2 separate regions of the Homo sapiens genome follow, and region 2 is linked to region 1. The links are chromatin loops, found by intact Hi-C in ENCODE. Cell type or tissue: psoas muscle. All regions are shown on one strand. Region 1 overlaps ELP4 (elongator acetyltransferase complex subunit 4). Region 2 overlaps PAX6 (paired box 6).

Region 1 (8,000 bases):
TTCCTTTTATCTATAAATAAAAGACTAAGCCTTTTTATCTAAATATCTGAAACTAAAATGATACAAGTCAATTTTTGTTAGAACTCATCTATTCAAGATTTCAGTGATATAAACTAGGACTTTCTCAATTATATGAATAACAGAAATTGCAAGGTTTAAAGATGAGATAAATTTCCATTCTGATAGTACATAAGCAAAGTACTGTGTATTTAAATGGTCAACCTGACATTTGCTTATTTCAAAGAGGATTTACTTCTTTCATTTAATCTTAACATTTACTAATAAACCATTTTACATCCTATAATGTTTATCAACTTTATAAGTCTTTTAAAGGTAGTTTGTGGGAGATTTAAAAAAATCAGTTATCCACTTCGAAAGGGAAAACTAGTGAATTCTAACTGAAAAATATGCACAGCCTAGATTTCACAATTTTCCAGAAACTCATTCATGTATTTCATTTATTATATTTCTAAGTTTCACAGGTTTGCATCATAGTCATTAACTATAAACAAGAGTCTATTGAAAAAACTTCCATAAAGTATTAGTACAAGAATAATTTTTCATCATACTATTACCATAAAATTAGTTATATAGTTTCACAGTGATCTTACTGCTTTCTGCACATTTATTTTGCAAAATTATTTGTATAATGTGGCAGACCAGATTAATTGTGAAAGTTGTAGGGATATCTGAAAAACATTTATAGAATAAAAAGCAATGGAAATTACATAAGAATAACATCTAAGTTTCTGACTGAGAAAATGTTTATTTTTACTATAAACTTATTCAACCTTCTAGTTATGTGTAGGAGCATAAAAGATATTTGGGCTTATAAACGTATGTGTTTTAAAAAGTTAAAAAAATTGTTATAGATTACTTCTGCACCTCCAAGCTTCATAAGGAATATGGTCTATTGATGTAATCTTACCTTAAAATCATTCTTGTCAAAAAGTCTTTCAAATAATAATATTAATACTAAATGGTCTTTTAGATAAAAGCAGGTGAATTTACTTAGAAGAATATAAAATTAACAGCTTAAAAAACCCATAAAAGCATAATAATCACAATTCACTTTAGCAGGAATACACTATGGATAATAAATTGTCATAATATAACCAGCAGTGTTCAGAAAGCTTTAGCATAATGATCTGAGCAGAGGCCTTGAAACTGGAACATCCATATTCTCATTTTAACAGATTCCAAGTGTTTTTATGTTATTCACCAAGATGTAAAACCCCTTTGGTCTTCAGTATATATTAATAGATAGAAATGGAGAAGTAGAGGCATTTGTACGTCAATTACTTAAATTTGAACATAATCTTTGCATTAATTTTCAAGTTGTTACAATATCGTTTCCAGTACGGAACATTTCAGTAAGGACATTCAGAATTCACCAATCTGGGTAAATTAATGCTTATGGTGTATGTATGTTATAATGACATCACCCAAGTATGTACAATGATATTGCCACCCCTCCTCCTTGCCCATCTGGATATTAAAATGTAGGATGGCTCAAAAATCCTTCTTATCCTAGACAAATCTCCCTGCGCTCCTGGGTGAGAGTTGTCAGCTCTGGATAGTAGCCAAGACATGACTAGGAGGGAAGCCAGAAGAGAGGAAAGCCAGTGTCCAGGAGTTTTAAGAGTTTGCTGGCAATCTCAAATAGCATTGTATTAAGTTACATAAAGGGCTCTTAAAGTTTTCTGTTGCAACATAATTTAATTAATCATTTAAATTTAAAATATGTCAAATGGTGTTGCAAATAAGCAAAGCAAATCAGATTGTCCAGTCTTCTACCTTTGTATTTCAATTTTAATTTCAAAAAAAAACCTTCAGAGTATTTGTTTTGACTGTTCTCTGTTTGGTTTCATAGAGTGTTTCCTGTTTGCCATTATACAATGGTAATACATTTTTTATTAGGGTAAAACAAATCTGTTAAATGGATTTTAAATTAAGGAAGATTAATTTAATGCTCCCTTTCAGATCAAAGTTCTTAAAGTCAAAACTATGAATTTTGTTAAGAGATAAAAATTTAATCACTGCCATTTAAAGCTCCTACAATTTTCTAATAAAAATGGTTCAGATATCTACTTAGAGTTACCAAGTAACAATCAGAATACCTTAAACCCTCAATATTTCCTTATTTTCCCAAAACTAATTATCTCAACAGTATAAAAGATGCAATTTGTACGAACACAAAATATATTTCCAGAAAAAATTTTAGTAAGAGGATTAAGAAGTAATTAACCAATAACTTAATTATCAAGAAGCTTGAAAGGGGTAAATCAATCAACATAAAGCATTTATGCAACGCCTCAAGTAAGAGCAAGTTCCTGAGTTACTCTATACTATTTAAGAAAGATAGGAAAAATAATATGAAAGGAAGAGCTCTCATTTGAGTATGGCACAAATAACAGATTTGGGGCTATAATAGCCCGAAAGCACTATTAAGTTAATTTTGAAGACTTAGATAAATATTTAAGTTACTTTACGTTTGACCATAATACATGATGTAGTGGTTGTGTGTTGGGAGAGAGCGGGGAGGGGAGTACCCACAAGAAAAGCAAGTATGTCATAATCAACAGTTCAATTTATAACATTTTCTGAAAAATGATATGCAGAGAACATGAATATAGGAGAACTTAAGACCTTTCTTTGTTCTGTAATCCAAAAAATAAGCTTGGATCCAAGGATAAATATGGGGATATTTAATAAGACATTTATTTTTCCATGCTTATTAGGTTTTCCATTCTACAGTAATCAAGACTGTGAAATAATAAAAAGTTATTTATACTACATTTTTAACTTTTTACAAACTTGTCCCACTTCCTCCAGAGTTGTCACTTGCTTCTGTGGATTAGATTTTTATTTTATTAAAAAATATTTGATAGTGGGAAAATAATTCTGTTCATAATCATGAAATTTAGAATATTTGTAATAAACTGATGACGGTATTAGATTAAATCTTTCCAGATTTAACACGGAACTTCAAGTCATGGTTAATTTTAGAATACAGAGGAACTTCTGTAAATTAAAAAAATTCTAAATGTAACATTATCTGCCTAGCATCATATAGTAATATTCACATAGGAAAACTGTAAAACAAACATATTTTGGTTCTTTATCCTAAAGCTCAAAACGTATCCACAAAGGGGCTAATGGCAAATATTCCTAACCTTGATGGTGAAAAAAACTGCTAAGATATCAAATTTTACTAGGAATAGGCAATGGAGCCACAACTTTTTGTGTTTTCTACATGGTCAAATACTCAATATTCTAAATTTTGATATGAAAATATTGGTTCTTTATAATTGAGACTTTTTTTAAGAACACATTGTTTTACTTTCAGAAATATTGTTTATATTATATTTACACTGGCTTCAAATATTCAAATAAACATACTTTGCAGAACATTTATTTATATTAGTTTTGTTTCTTTTTCAGTAAGTTATTCTATAAAACATTACAAAAACTTACATATTCTGAAAAGTCAGAAATGGGATGAACAAAATACTGAAATGAATAGGCTGGACAGAATAATGGTATAATATTCAAAATTAATTGTAGGCATTTTTCTTAACTATACATCTAGTTTCATATTAAGAAATCTACCCACAGAAAAATTTGTCTTTCATGATTAAAAATGTTTTATGGGAAACTTCCTAAATCAGAAATCTTTTTTTAGTACTTTGATACTTGAAACCCTAAAATGCAATTCACAGATGTCCAAAAGCTCACGCCCTGCCTTGAAAAACAATTGCTAATATCCAAATATCAAACAGAGCATCCAGCTGATGTTTGTGATGCAGTAGCAGGTTAAAGATACTAAAGTTTAAAATCAGCTTAGAATAATCCCATATTGAGTATAAAATTATAGCCTGTCATCAGGAGCAGGTTGACAAGAGCCAGGTCCAGATGGGAGACTGGCTGGGAAAAAGGCTGAGGCAGGTGGGAAAATGATGGGAACCTGACGGAAGACAGAACTACTCCCTCTGCTGGCAAGGTCCTCACCTGCTTGAATTTTGAACAAATGACTAGCTTTTCTTTAATTATTTAAGATACTATCAATAAATTATGTAAGGTGCCCCCCTTTCAGTCTGCGCATTTTCAAACTCAGGGTGTCTTATTTTCACCAGATCAATTTGGCAAAAATATAAAGATCCAATGTTTCACCAGGAGGTCAAATTATTTATCTTGTAATTTAAGTGCATCATAAACATAAAATATAGCATTGCTTTTATAATATAAGGCCTTTAAAAATTAAGAATGCCTTTGAATTATGTTTGTTGATATATACACTTTCTTGAAGAAAAAAAATTCTTGGGCTACAGACTTCACAATCTCTTTCTCAGGCTCTGCATAATGCCCCGTAATGAAATAATATAGAAATGAACCATATAAATCAACTATACAGGGAACAAGGAAACAGCATGTCACAGCAAAACAGCATAGATGTACAGCGCCAAACCTATCTGATAATCTAATGATCTGAGTTTACAGATATTATGTACTAATATGTAAGAAATTAAGAACTAATGTTGACACAAAAAGTTTGCTAAATTTTACAGAAAAATTATTCAATATTTGATTTTCAATGTAAGTTAATAGCTGCAGCAAAAACATTTAGTAAAAATCTGTTCTAAGATTTTGGCCTACAACCAGAAGCTCCCAGAACAGGAGGGATCAGCTTTTTCACCCACTGTTCTCATCTGAATCCTGGCTTAAAAGCTATTCCAGCTCCCAGCTTTCCAGAAGGCTCCATCCCAGGAATCCTTGCCTGCCATTTGGTTTGCTGATTTTAATCTCTCAGGACTTTCTTACAGTGGCTCTACTATGCTGAACTGGCACTTGCTTCTAGAAGTGAGTTATTATTAAACCTGTAGGTCAATTGTGGCACTAACAACTCTTTGGAAGCTTTCAGCCACAGTGTACAATTTGCTAGTCTAATTAAATATTAATTCTAAGTGTTACATTTTGTGGCTAAGAGCTTTTATTTTCTATCATCAGCCTGGAAGAAAAAGAGGTTACAAGCCTAATTTAATCTCTCCCCTGTCCTTCCCAACATTAAAGATTAACTACATAGGGTGCGAAAACATTATTAAAGAAGCAAGAACTCTTCATATAGCAATAATAATGTAATTAATAGGAAAGGGATAAAACATAACACTAGGACATAATATCTGACGTGGTACTTAAACAGCTTTAAATTGTAATTGTTTACAAGCATGTTTGGTCTCAACATTAAAAAATAAGTATCATTCACATTTGATGACGGTAATCTTTCTTTAAGGGAAAGTACGTAACCAAGTATATAAATAGGAATAATTCAAAACTCATGTTTTCTCACAGGTATTTTTCAGATATCTTACAATGCCAAAGAAAAAAATTTAGTAATTTTATTTGTAAAATAAATGAAAAATTAAATAAAGTTGTACTTGTTTTCTATACACAAAAAGTGATATAGAAGATAGTTTATGATAAAAATAATGTAAAAGATCATTTCCCCTCTTTTTCTCCTACCATATTCATGTAGCTTGAACACACAGGGCTCCCCACACCCCCTTCTGCTCCCAGAACAGTTGTGTCCATCCTTGGACACTGGGCATTATAAAGATGATGCAGTCCAGCAGCCAAAGATTCCATATGTCCAAACAGATGACTCAATCTCCATACCGTGATGAGACATTTCACTATTTATATCATTGATACATTTGAAAAGTTTGGCCCTAAATAGCCCTTTAGCTAATAACTACTACCATTATAGGAACTACAGAATGAATAACAGTATGAACAAGAACATCACAAAGTTATTTTAGAGAAAGGAAAAATATTTTAAACCAAATTTTTTTTATGGTTTACTGAATATGTTTTGGTTAGATTAAGTGTAATGAAAGGTTTCTGAATCGTACTTCTCTTTTAAAGATGAAAATGACAATTTAAAATATATCCTTACTGACGATTTAAAATATATCCTGTTCTTATTCAATATGCATATTTACACAAAGACAAAGTTATACATATACTACTATGCTTAATATAGACAGAACTTTATAGATAATTTAGAGTTTGTGTAAAAAGTTTCAATCATCCTTGTCCAAAAAAGTAAATTAAATATATACGTATAACGCACACAAGCTATGATGTGACTTTAAAAATTAACCGGGTATCAGCATGTGTAGTCTGAAACAAGAAAAAAAGCTTGAGCTGTAAGAATTATAAGTCCAAAGTCTATGGTAGAAGGACTGAAACACAGACTATTTGTTATTTTAAAGAAAAACAGATTCTGTTTACAACTTACTATACTGACACAAAGTCACTGGAATTTGATAAATATGATGTAAAACTGAAATGGATATAATATAATTTAGTTCATTTTAAAAACTGCTTCTTTTTAAACTCTTAAATACGTAAATTTCTTATAATCAATTTCAGAGTCGTTAAGAAGATCTGAAAACATTAAAGGCAGATTCTCAGTTAAGAATATTCTGATTAAGAAAAGAATTCATAAAAAATGACACTCTGAATATCTGGCTTTATCCTTTAGTAACTGTAGCTATGATCAAGAGATTAATCTGTAATTTTCATCCCTAACTATTCTTCTTAATAAAGTGCATTTAAAAAGATCATTTGAAATAAAGTTAGATGACTGAAGGTGGTGTTATGCTTAGATCAACAATTAGATAAAAAATATTTTCCCAAAATTTATAGCTGTAAACTCACAAAAGTATATTTTTCTTCACCATGCAATTATTCTTAGTTCTTGTTTTAAGAATAAAAGATTTCACACTGAGAGAAATTCACAAGGCCATTGGAGTCCACATTTCATAATCCCATATTAGTGGTTAGTTCTAAAGCGGTCCATTGCTAGACTTAGAGTTTAGCTGCTAAAATACTCAGCATGAACAAAAAAGTTTATGGATGTGAAAAGGTTTGTTCTGAATTTCTCTACATAGAAACATACTGTATCATTCACTTCAGTAGGTTCAAAGCTCTAATACATTAATGTTATAGAAGATTAATTTGAAAACACATCAATTAAAATAACACACTAAATAAAATCTCATTCATTTTTCAAGAGACATATTTTAAAAAGGCCCTTTCTCCCTCCTTTTCGTCAGAAAATGAATTTTCCTTGGTATAAGCTAACATGCTGGTAATAGTTTTCTTCAATGAGATAGCTGGGAAAAAATTCTACAGATCAAATTATTATAAAACAGTGGGTATATGACAAAAATTGAATAAGGCTATTAATTGATCAAGTGTCAATGATGACAAATGAAAATATGCTATAGGCTAGTTTCAAATCTGAAATTTGGTTGAATAAAGGAAAGCTAAATAGTTTACCAACTACTGTTCTCTAGACAAGTACATTAAACTCTGGCAATACTTAAAATTATTATACAATGAAAAAAACATACTGACATATTCTATGATCCAGAATGTCAAAGGAGTTTTCATTCTTGCATTATTGTTGTTTATATTTTAAAATTCCTTAAAAGTGCAGACTATGACAGCTTGAATAAAGATTAGCAATAATAAGTAAATTTTCTTTTTGAAAAAAATGCTGTGAGAATGGTATAAGACAACTTTCTCCATTTCTAATTTTATTAATTAGTTTAAGTGTTTCAATATTTATTTCCTGACAGTTTTAGGTAAAAGTGCCTTAAAAAATACAAATCAAAAACAACTTGCCACAGATTATACTAAAAAATGCATAAACAAGGGGAAATTTATTTTCTTTTCACCTCACTAATAAAATCATCATAAGGCACAAAACTAAGTTTCTATTTCCAAAAAGAATAAGTGTTATTGGTCACCATTTCTTGAAGCACACAACTGTTACTGGGAATTGAAAATAAAATTACCTATTTTCAAAAGCCACAAAATGTTTGCATAATTTGGAGGTGGATGACAAATTTTGCTAGTGGTAAGCCAATTCCCATTTACAGAACAACAAATTATTGTTTCATATCTTGCTAGATATGGAAGTCAAACAGTAT
Region 2 (8,000 bases), 160 kb before region 1:
TACTTGTTCCTTGGCATGTGTCTGACTCTGTGTTGCTGCTGCAGTACAGTGGGCAGGGGCACGGTTGCTTGGACTGGGCTGCCCGATGTCTGGCATGGCTGGTGGTCCTGTTGTCCTTTATTTGATCGATAGCAGGGAACTGACCGCCGAGGTTGGCACAGGTTGGCAGGGGGATGAGGATGCATTGTGGTTGTCTCCTCCTCCTCTCCTTCTTCCTCTTCCCCTTCCTCCTCTCCTTTCTGTTCTTGTTCTCCCTCATCTTCCTCTTCCTTCTTCTCCCTCTTCTTCCTCTTCACTCTGCTCTCTTCTCTTCTTTTCCCCTTTCCTCTCCTCTCCCTTTCCTCAGGTCACAGCGGAGTGAATCAGCTCGGTGGTGTCTTTGTCAACGGGCGGCCACTGCCGGACTCCACCCGGCAGAAGATTGTAGAGCTAGCTCACAGCGGGGCCCGGCCGTGCGACATTTCCCGAATTCTGCAGGTGATCCTCCCGGCGCCGCCCCACTCGCCGCCCCCGCGGCCCTCCACTCTCAACGCCCTCTCTTCATTTCTTACTGTAAACGATGCTAATTATGGACCCCCCCACCCTCACCCACCCCAGTCCCCAGTCCCCCCACCCACTCCCCTGCCTTCCCACTTTCCCCTCTCCTTCCACCATCCTTCCCTATCTCTTTCAACCTGGGTCAGTTACATAAGATAACTCATCTGCTTCAGAAAAATATTGTGTGCGGATTTTTTTAAAAAAATCTTTCTCTTTTTATTTGGTAAAGACATTCATTGTGGGAACAGTTTATGAACCGTAATAAGCTGAGTTATATAAACCGGCATAATTTCATTCTGCTCTCCCCAGCCCATGCTTACCTCAGCTTTTGAGGTATTTGTTTATTCTTCATGTTTATGAATAATATATATTGATTTTAAAAGGCAAATGCTATTTACTCCTCCCTAACTCACATTTACTCAATTGAGTATTTTTTAAAGAAGAAGAAGTAAAAAAATCAGTTTATTTTTTACCTTTGTTCTTTAAAACATAACGCCACTTTAAGCAAGGTCAGCACAAAAATAAATTTATCTACTTCGTTTTGATGCATCTTCAGGCAGTGTTTAAGAAAAGTTTTTTTTTTAAAAAAAGCTTTTAAATTCGTTTTTTAGTTCAAATTGTTTGAAAGTATCATCATATTTGTAGTTTTTAGGGCTACAAATGTAATTTTAAGAAAAAAAGCTCTCTACAGTAAGTTCTCATACCATTGAAGGTATATTTTTGTGTTATAGACCCATGCAGATGCAAAAGTCCAAGTGCTGGACAATCAAAACGTAAGCTTGTCATTGTTTAATGCATACTTAAACAATTTTATTTTTGTCTTGAAATTATTAATAATGTGGTTTTCTGTCCACTTCCCCTATGCAGGTGTCCAACGGATGTGTGAGTAAAATTCTGGGCAGGTATTACGAGACTGGCTCCATCAGACCCAGGGCAATCGGTGGTAGTAAACCGAGAGTAGCGACTCCAGAAGTTGTAAGCAAAATAGCCCAGTATAAGCGGGAGTGCCCGTCCATCTTTGCTTGGGAAATCCGAGACAGATTACTGTCCGAGGGGGTCTGTACCAACGATAACATACCAAGCGTAAGTTCATTGAGAACATCTGCCCTCCCTGCCCTAAGCCCAATGCTCTCTCCTCTTTACCTCCTCCCACCCTCTCTCTCCACTGTCTCTTAGTCTGTGTCCTCTCCCTGCTCCACATTTGTCTCCTTTGTACCTGGGGGAACAGAGAGGAATGCCCTGACTTTTCTTTGACTGTCTGGAAAATGGGAGTCAAGTGTGGGGAGTCATTCACTTCATTTGCATGCTGCAAAACAGAGGGCGGAGGCACCAGGGAAAGGCACTTGAATGAAGAAGGAAAATGAGAACCAGATTGTAACTTCGTCCTAATCCACCTGCCAGAACTTTCCTTCAGGTGTCACACATCCATTTCCATCCTAATATTAAACAATATAATGAAAGAAAGCTTTACAACAAGTCTAAATAGTTTTTATTTTCGGGCAGTCTTTTAACAAAGCAAAGCAACCGTGTGAGTTAGGTCACCAGAGACACCAAGCAATGGTGAAGGACCCCCTCCGCCCAATTCTCTATCCAACTAAATTTCCATGCCCAAAGTGATAGCTATCATTTTTTCCACGGTGTATCTGCAAATCCACCCACTGTCCCGGGGTGGCTGGGAGCTTTTTAACGGGTTGAGAGTTGCTTTTTAAGGTTGTGGGTGAGCTGAGATGGGTGACTGTGTCTTCAGGAGACACTACCATTTGGTTTGATTTTGGTTTGATTTGCAGGTGTCATCAATAAACAGAGTTCTTCGCAACCTGGCTAGCGAAAAGCAACAGATGGGCGCAGACGGCATGTATGATAAACTAAGGATGTTGAACGGGCAGACCGGAAGCTGGGGCACCCGCCCTGGTTGGTATCCGGGGACTTCGGTGCCAGGGCAACCTACGCAAGGTAAAACCCAAGCAGCCATCCACGCAGCTCTCCATATGTGCATCCCTTTGCCTGTCCCCTACTCTCCCAACCATTTCCTCTCAGGGCTTCCATGCTTGGGGAATGTCATGGGTGAGACTGCATTTGAAGGCCTGGGACACATCGACCACATTGTATGTAGGTGGTGTTTGTTGAACCATTTTGTTGGCCTGGGAATGTGAGGGTTGTGTATGTCAGGAGCGGTATGAAGGTGGCTGGTGGGTGCGTGTGTGTGTTTGTGGGCAGCACTGTGTGCATAAGAACGAGCTGCGTGGTGCACTATTCAAATTTGACATTAGAATGCAGGGAGAGCCCCCTTGTAGAAGTGTGACAAGATAACGCACTGACAGACTGCGAGGTTAACATAATTGTATCCTGTTGCTTTTTGCTGTAATTGACAAATTATGTGACTATGAGTAGGGTGCACATGAAAAGGTGAGCAGGGAGATGCAGGGCGAGTCGGGGATGGGGCATTGGAAGTGGTGGTCTCCCAACTAAAACCACCCCACTATCCTTGCCCCTCCCCCGTTCGCCCCTCTGGGTCCCACTTTCTCACTCTCTGTGGGTGGCGACTATGTGGAAGTGGTGAGGTGAAGATACTGTGAGCAGGACGGCGGGATGCCGGGAGCCGCTCTGGTCTGGGAGGAGAGATGGGACCTGAAACACCCCAGGTTCTGTGAGAAGGGCTGGAGGAAGAAGAGCGGGGGATGGGGGGGGTGGGGCGGAGGGGAGGGTCAGTTGGCTCCCCTCCGCTCCCCTCCACACCCCGAGGTAGCTTGGTCAAGAATAGGAAACAGTTTACTCCGAAGATTAATCGGTATTTGTTGTCCTCGTGACAAGGAGATAATATGCGGGATAATGGGACGTGGCGTCTCACTCCCAGGAGCACAACGGAGCCGAGGGGCTCGGGGCCAGGGGCGGCGCGCGGGACTGCGAGGAGGCTGCCGGCGCATCCGTGAGCTCTCGGACCGGCTCCGGATGCCCGGCGCCTCCATGGAGTCGGGCGAGGGAAGGGAAAATCGGTAACAGTATGCGAAATATCTGGTACAAAGGATGCTTCTGTCACTCGCAAGAATTTGTTATGGGAACAATCCTGTCGCTCTGTAATTGCTCATTAGAGAACGTTTTGTTTCTCATTAAGGCGACATGAATAAGCGTCTAGTTGAAGGAGACAGCTGTAGAAATGTTCCACAAGAGACCTCTGGACACGATTCGGCACCAATTGCCAATTAGACATGTCAGTTTTAAGAGCAGAAAACAATATAGGACGGACACTGGGAAGATAGGGAGCAAAGCGCTCGCTTCTTGTTTCCCAGCGCGGCCGCTCGGCCGGCGGAGGCCTCCTGACGCGCGGGGCCCGGGCTCCCCTGGGCGACCCCGCCCGCACGGGCCCCGAACCCGCCGCCTCCGCGAGCTCAGAGGGCCCCCAGGCCCGCTCCCGCCTCTGGTGAGACTAGCGATTGACCCCACCGAGTGTAGGCAACCCCATCCCTGCCTGACTTTTGAAACCGTAGGATTCCCACTTGTAGACACTGGACACACCCAAGTGACACCCGAACTTCGCACTCACGAGCGTCCACCCCTCCGCCCCCAGCAATCTGAGGTCCTGGTGATCCCTCCCCTGACAAGAGTCTGGCCCACTTAGTCCGAGAAGTCTTGGGGAGGGACTCAGGGCACGGTGGCCTAGGCCTGGGAGGGCTGAGCCCAGAGCCTCCACTCCGGGCTCTCCCCGGTGCGTGGGCTCCCATGAGCTTGGGGCGCAGGATACACCCCCCTTCCGCTTCTTGGAGTTGGGCAGAAGCCGAGGACAGCAGCTTCCACCAGAGGTGGCGCCCGATTCGGGCGGATTTTCGTCGCCGGCAGTCTGAGGGCGGGAAGTGAGAGTCAAATCAGCTAGGGTCCGCCTGTGATGGTTGGGGCCGGAGGTGGAGCTAGTCCAGGGGCTTTTCACTTTAACGCGCCTAGTTGCTAGAAAATTCTGGGTCAACTGGCAATCACCACCCCCCCACCCGCAAGTGAGGTTTTTGGGGGGTGATTGTCACCTCAGGCACAGGACCGTCGCCCCTAGTTGCGTGGGGAGGACACGTGGGCCAAACGAAGCACAGAGTTGCCGGCGTGGGGGTAGCGGGCACCGGTGGTGAGCTTCGCTTCACGTTCCCGGGGAATCCTCAGACTTTTTGGTGCTAAGAGGGTCCCCCTCCCTCCCTAGCCCCCTTTCCCAGCCCAGGAAGCCTTTCTTGGGTTTTAAAGAGTCCATACTCCAAAAGCATAAGGCGGGGGTTAGGTCTCAGAGGGAGACAAATATGGTTTCCATCTGATCAACGCCATGCGGCGGTGAATAAAATCGCGACGACGTGGGCTGACAACAACAAGAGACAACTCTATCCAGCCCCAATTCTCCGGCGATTTGGTGGTTTTAGGGATCACGGAGACACTTTTTCTTATCTCCTCCCCTCACCCCACCCCCACCCCCCATAATACCCAAGCCCTCTATAGGATTTAGTCAGCCTCTCTTTCAACAGATGCTACAATGTTTTGATCCGCGCTCCAGAGCTGAAAAGGTGCCGCAACCGGGTTGCTATCTTTTCTTGCTTGTTTTCCGCCTCACTGATTAAGACACTAAGAAACTAAGGAATGATTTTATTTCCCAGCAACTCTCTCTCTGTCTCTCTCTCTCTCTCTCTCTCTCACCTCCTTCCAGGAAACAAATCCTATTCCCATCGTCAGATGGTCCTGGGGCTGGGATAATGGGAGGCGCTTTCACTCGCTTTCTCACGGATTAGGCTGGAAGGTGAACGGCACCCACTGAAGGCCCCTGCTTTGCGCGGCTCCGAGGGGGCGCCTTTTGAAGAAGATATCTTAATTGTCCACCACTTAGGTTTATCGTGGGGGTGGGGGAGTCGAGATCCAACTTCTAGTTTTATTTTGTTAAAAGCTTTAAGAGTGGAAGGCAAATCCACTAAAGTGGGGGGAAATGTACCCATTTTATGTAAGAGCAGCCGCTAGGTCACCGCCTGGCTGCAAACAGTTGCCACTTCTAAAGTAATGAACTGTCTCCGTGCCGCTCTCCCCGCGGGGTAGAGAAGGGATCCTGCAGCGACAGGTTTCTTTTTGCTGTGGAATTCCAATCCCCGCTTCCCATCTTTTTTTTTTTTTTTTTTTTTTCCAGATTTAAAATTGAGCTCTACTGTCCCTGCTGACTTTTCTCTCTTAAGTGTCAGTTCTGGAGGCAGCACAGGGCCTGGCGGCGATCGCGTGCTGCCTGTGTAAACCCGTGTGTATGTTTGTGTGAGACAGAACATGGATAAGAATGTGAATCTCCATGTTTTAAAATTAAGAAAATGTCAAAGAGGCAAATGAGAGCAGAGCATGCTATCGGCGGGGTTCTTCGGAGGCAGATTCGGGCAACTTTGTTTAATTGGCGAGATCGAATGTGCCAGAAAAGGGACCGAGATGGGGCCCCTAGGAAGGCATGGGCATGAGTGGCCATGGGGAGATGGGCATTGTGTTCTCCTCAGTGTCCCCCACCCCATACCAGATGTGCACAGATTTTTGTCTGTTTTCCAAAAGCAATAACCCTCCGGCCTTTCTAGTTGGCCAAAAGGAGCTATTTCCAGTCTTCCTTCTTCACCAAACCCGAAAATAAAGCGAGGGGTGGGGGTGGTCGCTTCATTTCTTCCCTTGAAAAACGCTTTGAAAAGTCCCCGGAAACTTGGGGCAGTAAATTAGCACAGACGCTTGTGCCCGCACACGTGAGCGGAGCGCGTCTCCCTCAGCTAAGTAGCCCTCCTCGACCCCCACCTTTCTGATGGAGTGCAAAGACCCAGAGTCCAGATGGGGCTCAGTTACTAATATTCTCTGGCCCTCATCCTCCTTTTCCTCTCTCTCCCACTCTTGTTCGGCCCTCGTGTCTCTTTTTCCTCTCAGCATTCTTTTCTGTCCTTTTTTAAAAATACCTTTCTAGCCTCTATGTTTTTTGAGCCTTCTTTTCCCCTCCATCGCCCTCTTTTTCCCTCCATCGCCCTCTGTCTTTCCCCTAACCCAGGCCCCCCAATCCTTCCCCCTTGCTTCCACCCCCACCGCTGGTTTCCATCCTGCCTCCCCTCCATCTCCTCTATGTAGGAACCCAGCCCTGGTCCCCGTCCACTCTCCCTGCCTCCCCCCATGCTGGGCCCTGGCCCCCCCATCCACCCTCCATCCCCCCAGCCAAGCGCCCTAAATAGCACGGAGGCGCCCGCTCTTCGGACAGTGATTAATGATAGCAGAGCAGAGGGGTTAACACACTTCACTGAAAAGTCTGTTGACTGGGCTTCTTGTAACACAATGTGGCCCGCTGCACGCCTCAAGAGAATCCTTTTGTTGTCCGCGCTCATTGTAGCCTCAAAATTCTGCCCACGAAAGTTTGCCAACGCTCCTGCCCCAGGAGTTTAATAGTTTCCCTTACTCGCGGGGCATTGTGCAGCGCTGAAAAGCAGCCCCTCGCTATTCAAGTGTTGGTGGTCATCTCAATAGATCTCCAAGGGCCCATATGGTGGCCAGTGCCGATGAATCCGCCTGTTTAAATGGGGGAGAAAGTTGGGGTTTTAAAACATTTCAAAGTTCCTGAAAAGATCCCACTAGATCCTGTCACAATTCCCTGAACTCTTTGAAGGCGCAGCCTATTGTCTCCTGGTTATAAATAATATTCCTGGCCAAGTCGATTCCCACCAAGGCGCTCCTAGGGGCCCCTCCACCCCGCCTCTGGCCAAGTTTTGAGGATAGGGAGGTGGGTAGCCCATGCTGGTATCCCTTGGGGGTCATTTCAGGACCCCAGACCCAGGACCCAGCCTGTAGTGGCCCTGGAGGCCCAGTCAGAGTTTAGGCAATCCTGCTTCCCTTCACTGTGGCCTTACAGGCAAGGTGCAAGCCGGGAGCCAGCTAGCCCAAGTGCACATCTTGCCCTCCAGGCAGCAAGGGAAAACCATAAAACTTTCCCCCTGTATAATGATAGAAGTTACATTCAAAGTGGTGGAAATGCCCTAATTAAAAATGTACCACTTAAATGATATGCCAAAGATTCAGCTGCAGCATAGAATATTTAGCTAGTTAGTGAACTCTCTACTATTTCTTTTTTAAAATTACACGTTAAAAATTTAAAAGAAATCTTACTTTTCTCTGGTGCAACACATTACAAAGAATGGACAGTCCTTTTATCTAAATATAAAATTCCATTTTCAGCAATTATAGCCTGTTCTTGGTGATGATATAATTACAGCTGTGCTCGTAATAGGTGTCAAGGCGAAGCGCACTCATACAATAGTTGAATAAAACTGCAGAACAATGCGAGCACTTCTAAATTCACAACCTTTAAATGAAATTGACTGTGCAGAATTCAAATAAAAACTAGATAAATATTTTTTAAAAAAGATTACAAGCTTGGTTTGGTTTCTTAATAGCATTTTCTACAAACCTATCAACATCTAATTGATTAGATAGGAATTACTGATTATAGA

The links. Peaks named below come from ENCODE experiments on the same cell type or tissue, not always from the same donor. Only the 100,000 strongest peaks of a DNase experiment are listed, where the experiment ranks them.
Region 2: it touches region 1 in a loop (2.4-fold over the local background); 6 of 110 quality-filtered maps call a loop at or near these places.

Annotation. Positions count from the first base shown.
Region 1 is chr11:31,637,659-31,645,658 of GRCh38, reverse strand. The region is part of intron 7 of ELP4 (elongator acetyltransferase complex subunit 4); the gene reads right to left. Among named protein-coding and RNA genes, the nearest start is that of ELP4-AS1, 130 kb to the left of the region's middle. RefSeq lists an enhancer at 1-135 and a silencer at 1,504-1,798. In psoas muscle, a CTCF peak has its summit at 4,010 (motif pointing left); no DNase peak of the experiment used is centred here.
Region 2 is chr11:31,795,181-31,803,180 of GRCh38, reverse strand. PAX6 (paired box 6) reads left to right here. Exons shown (of 14, transcript NM_001368894.2): 5 at 347-477; 6 at 1,269-1,310; 7 at 1,405-1,620; 8 at 2,325-2,490. Among named protein-coding and RNA genes, the nearest start is that of PAX6, 12 kb to the left of the region's middle. RefSeq lists enhancers at 4,017-4,554, 6,308-8,000. In psoas muscle, no CTCF peak of the experiment used is centred here; a DNase peak (open chromatin) is centred at 4,360; H3K4me3 peaks cover 1,608 bases; H3K27me3 peaks cover 7,277 bases.